2 separate regions of the Homo sapiens genome follow, and region 2 is linked to region 1. A link is an interaction called in ENCODE POLR2A ChIA-PET data of the cell type or tissue named here. Cell type or tissue: A673. All regions are shown on one strand. Each heading gives the region's core, and the rest is flanking DNA. Links, peaks and the distances in the headings are about the cores only. Region 1 has its middle 16 kb from the start of OPN4. Region 2 overlaps BMPR1A (bone morphogenetic protein receptor type 1A).

Region 1 (8,131 bases), core at 3,020-5,519:
TACAAATGACACTTATTACTTAGGAGATTCCAAGGATTTTAGGAGTTATGTGCCAGGAAACAGGGACAAAGACCGAATATATATTTCACAATATCACCAAATCTCAGAAACCAAACTAAGGGGGCCAAGGGAAGTTTGGGCTCCTCTGAGGTGGCCTTGGAGGGCTGTTGAGCAACTCCACCATGTTCTTTCCAGAATATAGGGGCCCCTAAGCCTCTTGGCTTCTACTTTGGGGCTTTAGCTGACAACAGGAAAAGTCTCTTTGTACGTCTTCTTAATAAGATTCAACTGTGTGAGCCTTTTATTTATAATCATTGAGATAAATAGCAGAAGAAATACTAATGGGTTGAAAGTGGAACTAGTGTCAACCTAAAATAATCAAAAGGGTCAGAATTTAGTATTTTTGCTGAGCGCCATGGCACATGCCTTTAATCCCGGCACTTTGGGAGGTCGAGGCAGGTGGACCACCTGAGTTCAGGAGTTTGAGACCAGCCTGGACAACATGGCAAAACCCTGTCTCTACCAAAAATACAAAAAATTAGCTGAGTGTTGTATGCCTGTAGTCCCAGCTACTCAGGAGGCTCAGGTGGGAGAATCACTTGAACCTGGGAGGTGGAGGCTGCAGTGAGTTGAGATTGCACCACTGCAGAGTGAGACCCCATCTCAAAAGCAAAAACAAACAAAAAAAAACTAATTTTTTTTTGGGGGGGTAGAGACGAGGTCACACTATGCTGCCCAGGTTGATCCCAAACTCCTGGCTTTGAGTGATCCTCTTGCCTCAGCATTCCAAAGAACTGGGATTACAGGCATAAGCCACCATGCTTAGCCAGAGTCTAATTTAAAGAGAGTTTATTGAATCATAAAGTTTGAGGAAACACCCAGAAACACCAACTCCAAAGGAATGGAGACAGCATTCCAATGTAGGGAAGTTAAGTTTTCCTTTACAGAGACAGAGGCGTTTTTAGCAGGATTACATTTTTCATACAAGGTTGACTCATGCTTACAGCACTTTGCCTGGTAGTAGGCAGTGTTTTTTGTCGGGGAAAGGTACATTTTGCATTTTTTACAGAGGATGCAATAGTCATGTTTTCTCTCATCTCATCTAAGCAAAGCAGAACAATGAAGAAGAAATTATATAACCAGGGTCATTAATTAAGAAGGCAGGTTTTTGTCCCTGATGTCATTTAATTCTCTCTAGTCATCATACAGAACCAGAAAAATAAGAAATTGAGGAAATCTATAATCTGAGAAACTAATCTATTATATAATCTGAGAAGCTAATCTATAATCTGAGAAGTTATAAACATATATGACTCAGATCACAGCCACATCTCTCTCAAGGTTTAAAGTGTTTTTGGGGTTCCAACAACATTTTTGTTTCATTTTGTTTTGTTTTGAGACAGAGTCTCACTCTGTCGCCCAGGCTGGAGTGCAGTGGCGCGATCTTGGCTCACTGCAACCTCCACCTCTCAGGTTCAAGCTATTCTGCTGCCTCAGCCTCCAGGGTAGCTGGGATCACAGGCACATGCCACTAAGCCTGGCTAATTTTTGTAATTTTGGTACAGACGGGGTTTCACCATGTTGGCCAGGCTGGTCTCAAACTCCTGGCCTCAAGTGATCAACCCACCTTGGCCTCCCAAAATGCTGGGATTACAGGCGTGAGCCAGCACTCCTGCCCCAACAGCTTTTAAATTATATTTATTTTCACGTTTTCTCCCTCCTCTTTTCACTAAGAACTTTGGAAGAGAGCATTGTAGATGAACTCAATAGTTTGGCTTCTTTTATGCTCAGGAATTTAGTCCCATGTCATTAGAAAGTCTAATTCCTAGGATGTCATAGGCCACTGGGAAGGGAGGAATGGACAAACTATGAAGCTGATGGAGTATTAGCCAAATTTAAAGCAACATGAAGGAAGTGACTTTGTGACCTGAGTCAGGTTACATGAGTATTTCAGTTAATATCATCTTTCAAGTGGCCATTATTTTAGCCTTTCTAGTCACATTGACTCAATTGTAAAGAAATGTTATTACAGCAGTGTGGACAAAAACAGTACAAAACACAAATGATTATAATTCTCAGAACAAGGAACAGTTTTTGTCACCAAGTTTTCCAAGATCCAAACCAGCTAGTTAGCCAGTTGCTTGGAGAAGATTTTGGATCTGAAAAGTTTGTTATTTGGGTTTTCATATTAGCCATTAATTTAGTGATATTGTTTGATTTATCAGGGATAGAGACACAGTATTTAGTTTTTATGATAGCTCAGGTTCCCCTTGGGTTGCAATAAGTTTGTCTAAAGCTATATAGCTTTGTAATACAGGCTTTTTCATGAGAATAACTTTATTTAATCACAATATTCATGTGGCTATTATTTAGGACATTTTGTGCATGATTGGCTAGGGTCTCTACATGTCAAATGCCACCTTCAATACCCAGTTGGGCAGAAAGATGGCAGCTAAAGGATCATACCAATGGAATACAGAACAAATCCAATGAAACTATAAATGAGGACAGTTTGTGGGGTTGAAAGGGTATGAACTATGTGAGCTCGTGCCCAGGCATAACCCAAAGAACACTGTCCTAACCATCTCAGGGGGTATCACCTTCCAGTGAAACAGTTCATTTAGGAGGCTCAGCCTTCTTCACATGTGAATCCAAGAGTCTATATCTTCTAATTCTGCAGTGTAAGGGTTAGTAAGGAGTACCTGATAAGGTCCATACCACTTTGGTTTAAGTGAGTTCTTTTAAAAATGTCATTTCCAATGGATGAAATCTCCTGGTTGAAGTCTGTGATGCTTGAAATTGTCTACCTGGAGCTCACTGTGAAAAGATTCATTTTCCAATTCATAATTTTTAGTTAATTACATAATAAGGCCATTGTAATGACTAAATATGCCTCCCTTTATTATTAAAGACAAACAATTTCCTAGAGATAATTCCTTATGTAATTCCTTAGATAATAACTAGTGTTTACCAAAAGGTGTTGACCTTAGATTAAGCAGAACCAGAGGAAGAGCTTTTGGCCAAGGAATTTTGAAAGCTTCTGTTTATTTTGCCAGTTAGGTTTTGATCATTCTGTTAGTGCATTTCACAAACAGAAATGACTAGAAATTTTTTTCTTTCCTTCCTTCCTTCCTTTCTTTCTTTTTTTTTTTTTTTTTTCCTGAGACAAGGACTCACCCTGTCACCCAGGCTGGAGTTCAGTGGTGCAATCTCAGCTCACTGCAGCCTTTGACTCCTGGGTTGAAGCGATCTTCCCACCTCAGCCTCCTGAGTAGCTGGGACTATAGGCACACACCACCAAGCCTGTCTAATTTTTGTATTTTTTGCAGAGATGAGGTCTCAGTATATTGCCCAGGCTTGTCTCAAACTCTTGGGCTCAAACAATCCTCCCACCTCAGCCTCCCAAAGTGCTGGGATTACAGGCATGAGCCATCACACCCGGCTGGAATAATTTTTTCTAAGATAATTTTATTCACTTCTAAGGCTGCTGTTTTTCAGCATGGAAATTCTTCTACCCAGTGAGGAATTTCCATGCAAATTATTACCAGAATGTGTTTGTATCCTTGTGATGGTGGCAACCGAATGAAATCTAATTTCCCTACCTGGAAAGGGCCTTAGGGAAAGGAAAATTTCCTTGGGAACTGTGTAATGGCTTCCCCAGGTTACATGTTGGACAAATGTGACAACAATCATGTACTTACGAGCTATAGTCAAAGAAGGTTTCCAAATGTATTGTTTTGAAGCAACTGTTTTGATTAAGCAGGGCTCCAGTGAGTTAGGTCACGTCCATGGGTTAAGAATGATGACTGTATCAGCAGGAAGCATAGGCCCGTAGCTCAGCCCGTACCTTACTTCATCTTTGGGAGAGCATGTTCCCCCTTTACTCTTCCAATTTTCCTGCCCAGATTTTGGAGCTCTGGATTGAGTTAATTTTCTGTCAAATTCAGGTGCTTCTTTAAAAGTTAATATAGATTGCTTTTCCTGTTTAGATGCATTTAGAGCAGCTCTTTTTGCCACCTGATCAGCTAGCTGATTTCCTTGGCTTTCTGGTGTATCTGATTTGGAATGGCCTGGATTTGTAATTATGGCCAGTGATTTTGGTAATAATATAGCCTCTAACAATGGTGGAATGAGGCATCCAGTTTTTTTGACCAGAAGATGTTAAAAATTATCTCTGTTTCCATAGCATTCCAAAATCACGGGCTGCTCCAAAGGCATATCTACTGTCTGTATGAATATTAGCAGTTATTCCTTTTGCCAATTAGCAAGCCCTGATCAATGCAATTAATTTTGCTTGTCAAGTCAAGGTGGTTTCTGGAATGTAAGTACTTTCTATTTCTTCAAAGATACCATAACATAACCTGCATAATAAGTCCTAGATTCATCCTGTAAGTAAGAATTACATGTAAACCAAACATCAGTATTGGTAAGGGGAGCCTTTTGCAGGTCCATCCTAGGAGAGAAAAAAGTTGATCAGTTAAGGCTATGCAATCATGGGGCATTTCATCTGAAGGTGAGGGAGGAGAGTTGTAGGATTCAGACTGTTGCTCCTAGAGATTGCAATATAAGGTGCAGAAAGAAGAACTTCATAAGAAGCCAGTCTATTGGTATTAGTACTAACAGAATAATGATGAGTGTGGTGTGATTTTCTTTTTTCACAAACCCAATGTTTTAGGAGTGGTGTGAATTTAAGATGTTTCCACAGAGAATGGAACAGACAGTGAGCAGAATTCCCATGACCATTTATTCCGTTGTTCTTTCTAACTGAGCAGTGGCATCATTGCCCTTATGCAAGGTGGCAGTCCTTTAGCCACAGGGTCCAGTTGCTGACTGTAGTATCCTATGGGTCTGTTTTGGTCTCCATGTTTTTGTGTCAGATGACCTAAAGTGTTTTTTTGATTTTCATGAACAAATAGTGAAAATGATATATTATAATTCAATTTCCTAGAGCTGGGGTATCTATAAGGCTGTTTTTTGTGATTTTTTTTTTCTTGAGACAGGGTCTTGCTCTGTTGCTCAGGCTAGAATGCAGTGGTGCAATCACAGCTCACTGCAGCCTCAACCTCCTGGGCTCAAGCAATCCTCCCACCTCAGCCTCCCAAGTAGGTGGGACTACAGATGTGTGCCACCACCCCTGGCTAATTTTTGTATGTTTTGGAAAGACAAGGTTTCACCATGTTTTCTAGGTTGAGAACTCTTGGCCTCAGGTGATCCACTCATCTCAGTTTCCCAAAGTGTTGGGATTACAGGCATGAGTCACCACACCTGATCGTTATAATGCTCTTTTTGATCTCTTCCAATGTTAACTGATTTTTCCTCAGTCCACTCCAGGGTGCCGGACTTGTCTTGTTTTAAAGAGTATATAAAGGTTGAATTTTTAGGGAGAAGTTTGGAACTCAATTCCTACAGTATCCTTCTGACCCAGAAATCCCTTTGGTTGTTTTTTAAGTTATGGGGGTAGGGAAAGCCAATATTTTTTTATACTGCCTGGATGGATGAAAAGACCTTCCTTTGATATTAAATGACCTAAGTATCTTATTTGTTTTTCTCTAAACTGAAATCTTTCTTTTGAGGTCTGTGTCCCTTTAAGCTCATTGTTGTAAAAAGTGCAGCCCATCATCTATAGAGGCTTTGCCTAGCCTCTGAGCAGAGGAGTAAATCATCTACATATTGTGAAAAGTGTGTTGGGATCTCAATGTATCCCTGGAGCAGGATGTCCATGTGTATTGTCTGTTTTCTCAAGTGAAAATGAAAACAAATTGACTGTCTTTATCCACAGAAGTACTAAAGAACACACTACATAAATCTATTACAGTAAAGAACGTGCCTTTGGTAAGAATGGCATCAACATGTATGGAGGTTTAGCACTCCTGGATAATGAGGAATGACTATGTTGTTAATTGTTCTCAGATCCTATACAAACTTCTATCCTCTACCATTTAGTTTCCTTACAGGAAGGATTGGAGTATTACATGTACCTCTTTTTATATAGCCTGGAACTACAGGTTTTATTCCTATTATAGCTTCTACTTTTAAAGGGTACTGGCCAGATGTGATGGCTCATGCCTGTGATCCTAATACTTTGGGAGGCCAAGGCAGGTGGATTGCATGAGCTCAGGAGTTTGAGACCAGCCTGGGCAACATGGCGAAACCCCATCTCTACAAAAAATACAAAAATTTAACTAGGCATGGTGTTGTGCACCTGGGGTCCCAGCTACTGAAGAAGCTGAAGTGGCAGGATTGCTTGAGCCCAGGAGGCAGAGGTTCCAGTGAGCACAGATCACATCACTGCACTCTAGCCTGGGTGACAGAGTGACACCCTGGCTCAAAAAAAGAACAGTTCACAGTTAAGTTACATAAACATCTGTTAAACTTAACAAAGTCACTCAATCCATATATGATGAATTTAAAATACTTTAAAAATAAATAAATAGAGGGTATTGCTTAAGGTTTGGAAGGTGTTTTGATGGATCTATTTGAACTTTGATTGGGGAAGCCAAGATGATTATTCCAATATCAGCAGAAGATTTTAACCACAATTGATCAGGTACTACCTTTAGCAGGTTTTGTAATTTTCATTACTCAATAATTCAGTGTCTACTATGGCAATATAGATTGCAATTAAATTAGATTTTGAAAAACTTTTTATGTCCAGTAACTCAGTTTTATCATCTAATTCTAAATACATTTTCCCTTTTTGGGAGAAAGAAGTGTATTATATAATTTTAAGTCTTTTTCTATAAGATGGATGGGAGCTGATTCAACCAAAAGGAAAACATAAGTCCCTTGTAAGTGACGTAGCTGAAAAGCTACAGGCTGAGATTTATAAACCAATACAGGAGTATTTGTGACACCCACCATTTGAATTTTTTGTTTACTCCAAGGAATGAATCTTGTAATAAGGTGAGATTTATTACAGATAATGTGGCTCCAGTGTCAACAAAAGCTTGTGTTCATACTCCATTTAAAATAATTATTTTTCCCAAAGTAGAGCCAGGGTCATAAGCACAAATATTTAATTTAAATTTCCTGAGAAAACCAATGTCCTGGTCCTGGTGAGAATCAGGAAATTCCTGAACTATGTCTTTAAGTTTTACCTTTGACCATGATTGAGAAACTAGGGTAGGTTCTCCCCTACCAGACACTGGCTGTTTGAGAAATGGAGCTGGAACAGTAGAAGCAGAAGGAGGAGGAGGTAGATCTGGGCAAGGTACTAAAGGATAAAGAGAAGGAGAAGATAATAAAGGATAATAAAGAATAAAGAGACAGAGGAGCTGAGGGAGGAGGATAAATTTCAGCAGTCTTTAATTCAGAATTTTTTAAGACAACTTTTTGTTCTCTTGTAAAGAAATAACTTTATTATAACCTCTTTAGAAGCTTCCAAGCCTCATTGAAAATAACTCTCCCAATTATTTTGTTTTATCTTATAGCTGACTTTTTCTCATTGAGCACACAATTAAATTAGTTTAGGCATTTCAAAGGTACTACATTTTGTCCATTGCAAATGTTAGGATTTTCTTGGGTCAAGTAAGACCATTTTTCCAAATATTGACAGGAGGTGGTGCCATAAGTATTGTACATAAATCCAGCTGGAGTTTCTAAAGATGGATTCTTTCTTAAAGAGGACTCAGTTTTAGATGGAAGATGGACCATAATTTGGATTTTCTTTTTAAGTGACCAAAGACTCAAAGAGAAAGATGTCTTATTTTTTAATTTTTAAATTTTATTTATATGTTTATTTTGAGATGAAGTCTCTCTCTGTCACCCAGGCTGGAGTACAGTTGCGCTATCTCAGCTCACTGCAACCTCCGCCTTCCAGGTTGAAATGATTCTCCTGCCTCAGCCTCCCAAGTAGCTGGGATTACAGGTGCCCACCACTATACCTTGCTAATTTTTGTATTTTTAGTAGAGGCAGGGTTTCACCACGATGGCCAGGCTAGTATCAAACTCCTCATGTTGGGCTCCTTCCCCCTCGGCATCCCAAAATGCTGGCATTACAGGCGTGAGCCACCGTGCCCAGCTGGGAAAGATGTTTTGGATCTGGTATTCTGCTTAACAGGGATTACTCCTCGAGGTGTCACCCATGAGTCACTTCTACTCTCTTATGTGTTTCAGTGAAACCCAGACATTT
Region 2 (8,131 bases), core at 2,341-4,840, 230 kb after region 1:
TCCTTTAATACCCATTTTTCTACTTCTTTTATTGGGACCTTGTAGTTTCTCAATTCATCCAAAACCGTATCCAGGCCATCACCAGTCATTCTATACGACAAATGTTTCTTCTAACAATCCCACAATATCACCCCTTACCACAAGATCTCCCTTCAGCTTAATCTCTCCCACTCTAGGTTCCCACGCCGCCCCTAATCCCGCTTGAAGCAGCCCTGAGAAACACCGCCCATTCTCTCTCCATACCACCCCCCAAAAATTTTCGCCGCCCCAACACTTCAACACTATTTTGTTTTATTTTTCCTATTAATATAAGAAGGCGGGAATGTCAGGCCTCTGAGCCCAAGCCGAGCCATCGTATCCCCTGTGACTTGCACATATACGCCCAGATGGCCTGAAGTAACTGAAGAATCACAAAAGAATGAATATGCCCTGCCCCACCTTAACTGATGACATTCCACCACAAAAGAAGTGTAAATGGCCGGTCCATGCCTTAACTGATGACATTCCACCACAAAAGAAGTGAAAATGGCCAGTCCTTGCCTTAACTGATGATATTCCACCACAAAAGAAGTGAAAATGGCCAGTCCTTGCCTTAAGTGATGACATTACCTTGTGAAAGTCCTTTTCCTGGCTCATCCTGGCTCAAAAAGCTCCCCCACTGAGCACCTTGCGACCCCCACTCTGCCCGCCAGAGAACAACTCCTCTTTGACTGTAATTTTCCTTTATCTACCCAAATCCTATAAAACGGCCCCACCCTCATCTCCCTTCGCTGACTCTCTTTTAGGACTCAGCCCGCCTGCACCCAGGTGATTAAAAGCTTTTATTGCTCACACAAAGCCTGTTTAGTGGTCTCTTCACACAGACGCACATGAAACTAGGCAAGAATCAGTGTTTCTCTACAAATTGAGTTGACAAAAAGAAATTATCTTCCCCTGCCCCCACAAAAAAAGAACCAGTATTTCTCAACAAGGAGAGTACTGTTAGCATTTGGTTCTTTATTTTGAAGGATTGTCCCTGCACATTGCATTTTCTATCCTGGTCCCTGGTCAAACTGTATGTCCTGTCATATCCCAGACATTATTCCAACCAAAAAGTCACCTACATATTTTTAGATCCTCTTAGGAGGGGGTGGTAACCCAGCCACTGCTGATGCCTGAGGGGAGTGCAAAGCTGGGTTTTTGAGGAGCTGGGACTGAGATCCTGAGTAGTAGGCACCACTGGGCCTAAAAGGATTCCATGGGGTTGGTTCTGGGAGTGTGGAAGGAAGCAGAGAGTGTAGATTGCTGCTGCCAATTGAATGCCAGTGGCATTCAGGCAACTGACAGGAACAGCGAACCAAATTGGGAAAAAGAAAGTCCCTTCTCCCCTCTTCCAGCTTTCTCTAGTTCCCCAGTTGGCAGAGCCTCTCCAGGAACCAGCTGGTGAAGGACATATTGTCAGCAGCATCCCAGCTCCAGCATCAGAAAGCAGAATCTATAGATAGAAGAGGGAGCTTTTTTTTTTTTTTTTTGGCTGAAAAGCGATAGTGTAAAAAGGGACACAGTACTTTCTGTTTTTTAATCTCATTACTTTCCTGCCAGCGCCTTAACATGCAGTAACAAGTGGAATTTGGGCTTTGTCAGCAGCAAACCTGCCACTTACTGGTTGTGTTAAGTTGGGCAAGTTTCTTTCTTTTTTTTTTTTTTTTTTTTTTTTTTTGAGATGGAGTCTCGCACTGTCACCTGAGCTGGAGTGCAGTGGTGTGATCTTGGCTCACTGCAATTTCTACCTCCTGGGTTCAAGTGATTCTTCTGCCTCAGCCTCCTGAGTAGCTGGGTTTGCAGGTGCCTGCCACCACGCCTGGCTAATTTTTTGTATTTTTAGTAGAGACAGGGTTTTACTATGTTGGCCAGGCTGGTCTCGAACGCCTGACCTCGTGAGCCACCATGCCCGGCCAACTCAGGCAAGTTTCTTTGCGCTTCATTTTTTTTTTTTTCAGAGTTATGAAGATGAAAAAAGATCTTACAGGGTTCAGTAAAAAATAACTTCCAGTTTCCTGTTTAACATATGTGCTCATGGTATACCCGACAAAACACTGCACTTTGGATTAGAAAACCTGGGTGTTAGTTTGTCATATATACTAGCTACATGGAATTCAGCAAGTTATTTATCTCCTTGAACCTATCTTTTCTCTGTAAGTAGGAATGATTTTACTTACTGTAAGGATCACAGAGATGGGATAATGCACGTAAAACTAATTTGTAAGTTATAAAAATGACAGTGACAATGGGATGCTAAGCAGGTACCATTAAATACCACCACATATCTGAGTTTCTCTGATTTAATCTGCACAAAATACCTAGATCATCTGTTTTAGGCTAGACTCTGAACTCTTTACCACCACATTAAACTGTTTTTTTCTCTATTCAATTTACCAGTAAAGGTTGAGCATCCCTAATCCAAAAATCTGAAATCTGAAATGCTGTAAAACCTGAAGTTTTTGAGTGTTGACATGACGCTCAAAGGAAATGCTCATTAGGTGTTTTGGATTTGAGTTGCTGAACCAGTAAGTATAGATAGTGCAAATATTACAAATTTAAAAATCCAAAATCCAAAACACTTCTGGTCCCAAGCATTTCTAATAAGGAGTAGTCAACTTGTACCCATTGTATGCCTATGGGGTGACCAGACCCTCTCCCTTTCCAGACAGTTCTGCAATAACTGATTCACTTCGCCTGTTTTTGGTCATTTCTGCGTGTTCTAGAGGAGAAACAGAAGAGTGACACCTAGGTCTCTTAAATAGACAGCTGACAGACATTACGAATCTCTTCGAAGTACAGATATGCCAAAGATTGCTGTGTAGTACAATCTAGTTGTAATTGTGAGACTTTTGTTGTTGTTGTTGAATACAGTTAAACAAAAAAGCTTTGGAGAAACTAGGTTAGGGAATTTGTAGTACAAGGTTGAATGATGTTTTGAAAACAGATTATCTATTTGAAAAATGTTTCAGAAACCTGGAAGCATTTCTTCTGCATCTAATGTTGAGGTCCTGGTGAAGGGTATAAAACACACAGCATCAACTATATATAATGCTATACTAGATTGTCTTGATTCTGTGGTCCTGGAAGAGTTTATACTTGTGTTGGGGAAACTATCTTGGCATAGAAGGAAAGTGAAGGTTTTGAGTGGGGCAGGGACAGTTGAGCAGAAATACAAAGGTTAAATGTGGGCTTGTTTTGATTGTTAATTAATAATTGAGCATGGGGGAAAGGTAGAGTTGGAAAGTAATTTCAGGGGTGGCGATGAAATTGGTAACTTCAAAGTGGTGGAGACATGACAGTGGAAGTTTTATACAGTGGAACTTCCCCATCCCTGTTTTAGGTCTTCACTTAGTTGCATGGTTGGCTCTCTTTGCTCCTGGCCCACGGGCATTATTGTAAAACTTTCTAAAACACCCTGTTATGAATGTCTTACCCATAGCAAGATCTGACAGCGTGGACACCAAGGCAGGCATTTCGGTAAGATTTCTGTGTATTACCTCAGATACACTCAGACAACTCTTTAAGCAAGTTATTTTCTTCAGGGTTTATGTTTAGATTTGCGGGATATTGTTTTCTACACTGATGTAAATAACTGCGAGTGGTGTTGCTCCAGTTGTACAAGTGTGTATTCCTCTAAGGATTGATGGGGAGGAGTGTAGAGAACGGGAAGGAATGGATGAGTTGCTTGTTAAGGGAAAAGATGATATTCTTATGCTAATCCAGGCCCTGGATAAGGAGCAGAGCAGCCATGCGAACAATGGCCTTGGAGCCAGGAAGTCTGCAGTGAGTCTATTCCTTCTCAGAAAGCTTGTCAGACCCGGCGCCTGGAGCTGCCTGGCGGGGAGGGACCCCTGGAAAGGAGAGTTTTCTCCTTGCTATTTTATGGAATTGGCTGCTGGCCAGCTTGTTGGAAATTCCCAAACTTCTCTACTAGAAAGTGAAAATCAACGGTGGGGGGCTTAACAGGAAGAGGAAGGAATGACTTTACTCTGTAGTCTGTTTTTTCAACTGACTTCAGCCTTTTCCTGTGTTTTTTTTTTTTTAAGTTCCAATTGAACTGTTGGTTCAGTTGTCTTGCTGTTTGAGGAGTTTTAAAATCTTTTACTTAAAAAAGAAATTATTTATATTTGAGTAATTCTGCCTTAATGTTATTTTCCTGAAAAGAAACAGTACCAGTCTGTGTATATAGCAAGGGGAAGTAAATTTATTTAGATGCCCATTTCGTCTAACTATTCAATAGCTTTTAAATGGCAGCATGATTAAAAAATTTTGATTATGCAGCATGTCAAATATCTGCATCTCCTTATATTCTTCACTTTGCAAGATTAGATATTTTTAATGTAAAAATTCCGATGAATCATTTAGGAATTTAAAAAATATATTTTATCGTTAGATATTACAATTACATAATTTTAAGAATGATTGTGGCCAGGCACGGTGGCTCACACCTGTAATCCCAGCACTTTGAGAGGCCGAGGTGGACAGATCGCCTGAGGTCCAGGAGTTCAAGACCAGCCTGGCCAACATGGTGAAACCCTGTCTATACTGAAAATAGAAAAATTAGCTGGACGTGGTGGTGCGTACCTGTAGTCCCAGCTACTCCGAGGCTGAAGCAGGAGAATTGCTTGAACCCAGGAGGTGAAGGTTGCAGTGAGCAGAGGTTGCACCACTGCAGTCCAGCCTGGGCTACAGAGCAAGACTCTGTCTCAAAAAAAAAAAAAAAAAAGGCTGGACGTTGTGGCTCACACCTGTAATCTCAGCACTTTGGGAGGCAGAGGCGGGAGGATCACCTGAGGTTGGGAGTTCGAGACCAGCCTGACCAACATGGAGAAACTCCATCTCTACTAATAATACAAAAATTAGCTGGGCGTGATGGCGCATGCCTGTAATCTCAGCTACTCGGGATGCTGAGGCGGGAGAATCGCTTGAACCCTGGAGGCAGAGGTTGCGGTGAGCTGAGATGGCGCCATTGCACTGCAGCCTGGGCAACAAGAGTGAAACTCTGTCTCAAAAAAAAAAAAAGAATTGTTGAAAAATAAGGTTAATATTTTGCTATGTGATTGTAGAAACAGTTAATATGAGACAAAGGAGAAGTGCTCAGTTATTAATAATTACATCTGTTTGTTGAAATGTTTACTGAGATGTAATATTACTAACTCTTTTGAGTTAGTAATATCCCCATTTTGTGGTGAAGGAAACCGAGACCTGGATAGCTTAAGTAATTCCCCAAAATCACACAGCAAATAAATACTGGAGCTGATTTTTAAAAATTATTTATATTTATTATTTTATCAGTGAATACCACATCAGTGTATGTGGTGTTAACGCCTTTATTAATGCAGTTTTTAGACGAATGGTGTTCTGGGGCCCTCCCCTCTTTTCACTCTCTTGGAAGGCCATCTCCAGAGTCATAGCTGAATATTACCGTTCTTTTAGCATAACCGATTTGTATGTTCAGCCCCAAATGTGTCCTTTAAGTTTCAGAACCAAATGCCCGTTAGACATTCCCTTTGGGTAATCTCAGATCTCTAAATTTGAACCTTTGATCTCTTCACTCCTGTCAAAATCACTCATTCCCATTTCAATAACTGTTCATGCCACAGATGTGGGAATCTTCTTTGACGCCTCACTTTCCCTTACCCTACATTTAATCCATTGCTAAGTACCACTGAGTTTTGTTTTGTTTTGTTTTGAGACAAGGTCTCGCTCTGTTGCCCAGGCTGGAGTGCAGTGGCATAATCAAAGTTCACTGCAGCCTTGAACTCCTGGGCTGAAGAGATCCTCCCACCTCAGCCTCCCTAGTGTCTGGGACTACAGGTATGCACCACCATGCCCAGCTAATTTTTTTAAGTTTTTTGTACAGATGAGGTCTTGCAGTGTTTCCCAGGCTGGTGTTAACTCCAGACCTCAAGTGATTCTCCCACCTCAGCCTTCCAAAGTGCTGAGATTACAGGTGTGAGCCACGTACCCAGCCAAAAATTATTTTTGAAGTATAGCATGAGTCCATCCACTATACCACTGCCACCCTATTCTTTTTTTTTTTAATTCATCCATCTGCACACGGATTCTGCCCTAATCTTAACCACCATTGTCATTCTCCTAAATTTCCACAATATTCTGCTTACTCATCTGTTTGCTTTTGCTATTATCCCCTCCAGTCCATTACGTAGAAGTCAGATGATGCCCACTTAGGCTTAAATCCCAAGTCCTTCATATGCCCTTGCCTGATCTGGTCTTTGTCTTCTCTGCCTCTTCACCCTCATCTCCCACTACACTATCTCTTATTCTCAACATTTCAGACATTGTTCTCTCTTTGCTTTTCTCTCCCTCAAGATCTTTGCCCACGGTGTTCCCTGTGCTTAGAACTTCCCGTCTTTCTTTGCCTGACTGACTCTATTTTTCAGATCTCAACTTAAAGGTCACTTCTCAGCATTGCTTCCCTTTCCGCTTCATCTAGATTAGAGGGGGGTCACTGCCCCTATTCCTTCAGGACCTGGCACTTTTCTTCCTTTGCACTTATCATGAGTTATGATTGTGTATCATTTGTGTTTTCTTGTTTGGTGTCTTGAGTATCTTAATTGTTTTGTTTAAGGACTCTGAACTTCATGAAGGCTGGGCCTGTTTGGCTCTGAACAGTGTATTCTTGGTATCTAATACAGAATCATGCATAGCACAGACACTTAATAAACATTTAGGGAATAAATTAATAATTCAACGGCAAGAACACTGTTTCCATAGGACTCCAGCATTGGAAGGGATAACGTAGATTATTTAGTCTAGGGCCAGGCGGTGGTGGCTCACGCCTGTAATCCCAACACTTTGGGAGGTTTAGGCGGGTGGATTGCTTGAGTCCAGGAGTTCGAGATCAGTCTGGGCAACATGGCAAACCCCATCTCAACAGAAAATACAAAATTAGCCAGGCTTGGTGACACGTGCTTGTGGTCCCAGCTACTCAGGAGGCTGAGGTGGGAGGATTGCCTGGAGCCCAGGAGGCAGTGAGCTGAGGTTGTACCACTGCACTTCAGCCTGGGCAACAGAGTGAGACTCTGCCTCCAAAAAAAAAAAAAAAATTTAGTCCAGTCTCCCTTTCTATCATGTTGGTCATGTCTTTGACAAAGATGCTCTCAAACTTTATTCCTTATGTACTCTGTGAGCAAAGTCCCTGGGTTCTTTTGGTTGTATCTCAAGTGGAGTGGTTGCTATGTCCTTTGCATTCCTGTCATTCTTCTCTCAAGTGCTTAGGAGGCCTGGCCAGGTGGAATACAGTAAGATGGTTGTCCTGTTTGATTACAGCAGCATTTCCCTTCATTCTCAGACTGCATGCATGTCTTAGGAGTTGTCATCAATACCAATACGTATTGAGCTCGTAGTCAGGGAAGATTTGATGGCTGTTCTCCATACAAGTTATCACAGCTTTTTTTGTCTATAAAAATTTCTTGCAGATTGAATTGTTATGGATAGCACCTGTTAGTGACTTCCTTTGCCAGGTTGGCAAGTGTGTTGTAAACATGGATGAGAGGAGGAAACTTCTATTTAGCACCTACTATGTACCAGGCTCTCCTAAATAGTTTAAAATGTGTATTTACATTATATAATATATATAAAATCAGGCAGGGAAGTATAGGATAGTTGTTAACATGTAGAATCTGGAATCAGACCTCCTTGATTTTAATTATGACTCTGCCACTTAACCTGTTGTGTGATCTTTGATAAGTTCCTTAAAGTCTACTTGCCTGTTTCTTCATCTGTAAAATTAAAATAATAATTTAACCTTTAAATAAGTTGGTTGATGGTTTGATAACTTAATATATGCAAAGCATTTATGACTACTGGCACATAGAGGTTAATATGTGTTAGCTATTATTTTATATGAGTTCCTTAAGTTTAAAAATATTTAAATTTATTTAATTTTTTATTTTAAAAATTATTTTAAATATGTGTTTGCTGTTATCTCATTTGGTTCTCAAAATAACTGTCAGTTAATAAATATCATTCCAGATTTGTTTGTTTGTTAAGATGGGGTCTTGCTGTGTTGCCAAGGCTGGAGTGCAGTGGCTCTTAACTGTTGTGATCACAGTGCATTGTAGCCTGGAATTTCTGGGCTCAAGTG

The links. ChIA-PET counts read pairs that join two places held together with the same protein. Peaks named below come from ENCODE experiments on the same cell type or tissue, not always from the same donor. Only the 100,000 strongest peaks of a DNase experiment are listed, where the experiment ranks them.
Region 2: POLR2A ChIA-PET joins it to region 1 with 7 read pairs; 2 of 35 experiments call an interaction of 5 or more read pairs at or near these places.

The regions. Positions count from the first base shown.
Region 1 is chr10:86,634,658-86,642,788 of GRCh38, forward strand. No RefSeq gene overlaps it. Among named protein-coding and RNA genes, the nearest start is that of OPN4, 16 kb to the right of the region's middle. In A673, for the core only: no CTCF peak of the experiment used is centred there; no DNase peak of the experiment used is centred there.
Region 2 is chr10:86,864,728-86,872,858 of GRCh38, forward strand. The region is part of intron 2 of BMPR1A (bone morphogenetic protein receptor type 1A); the gene reads left to right. Among named protein-coding and RNA genes, the nearest start is that of MMRN2, 89 kb to the right of the region's middle. RefSeq lists enhancers at 1-332, 333-984, 2,877-3,464, 6,976-7,537. In A673, for the core only: no CTCF peak of the experiment used is centred there; a DNase peak (open chromatin) is centred at 3,854; H3K4me3 peaks cover 321 bases; H3K27ac peaks cover 2,355 bases.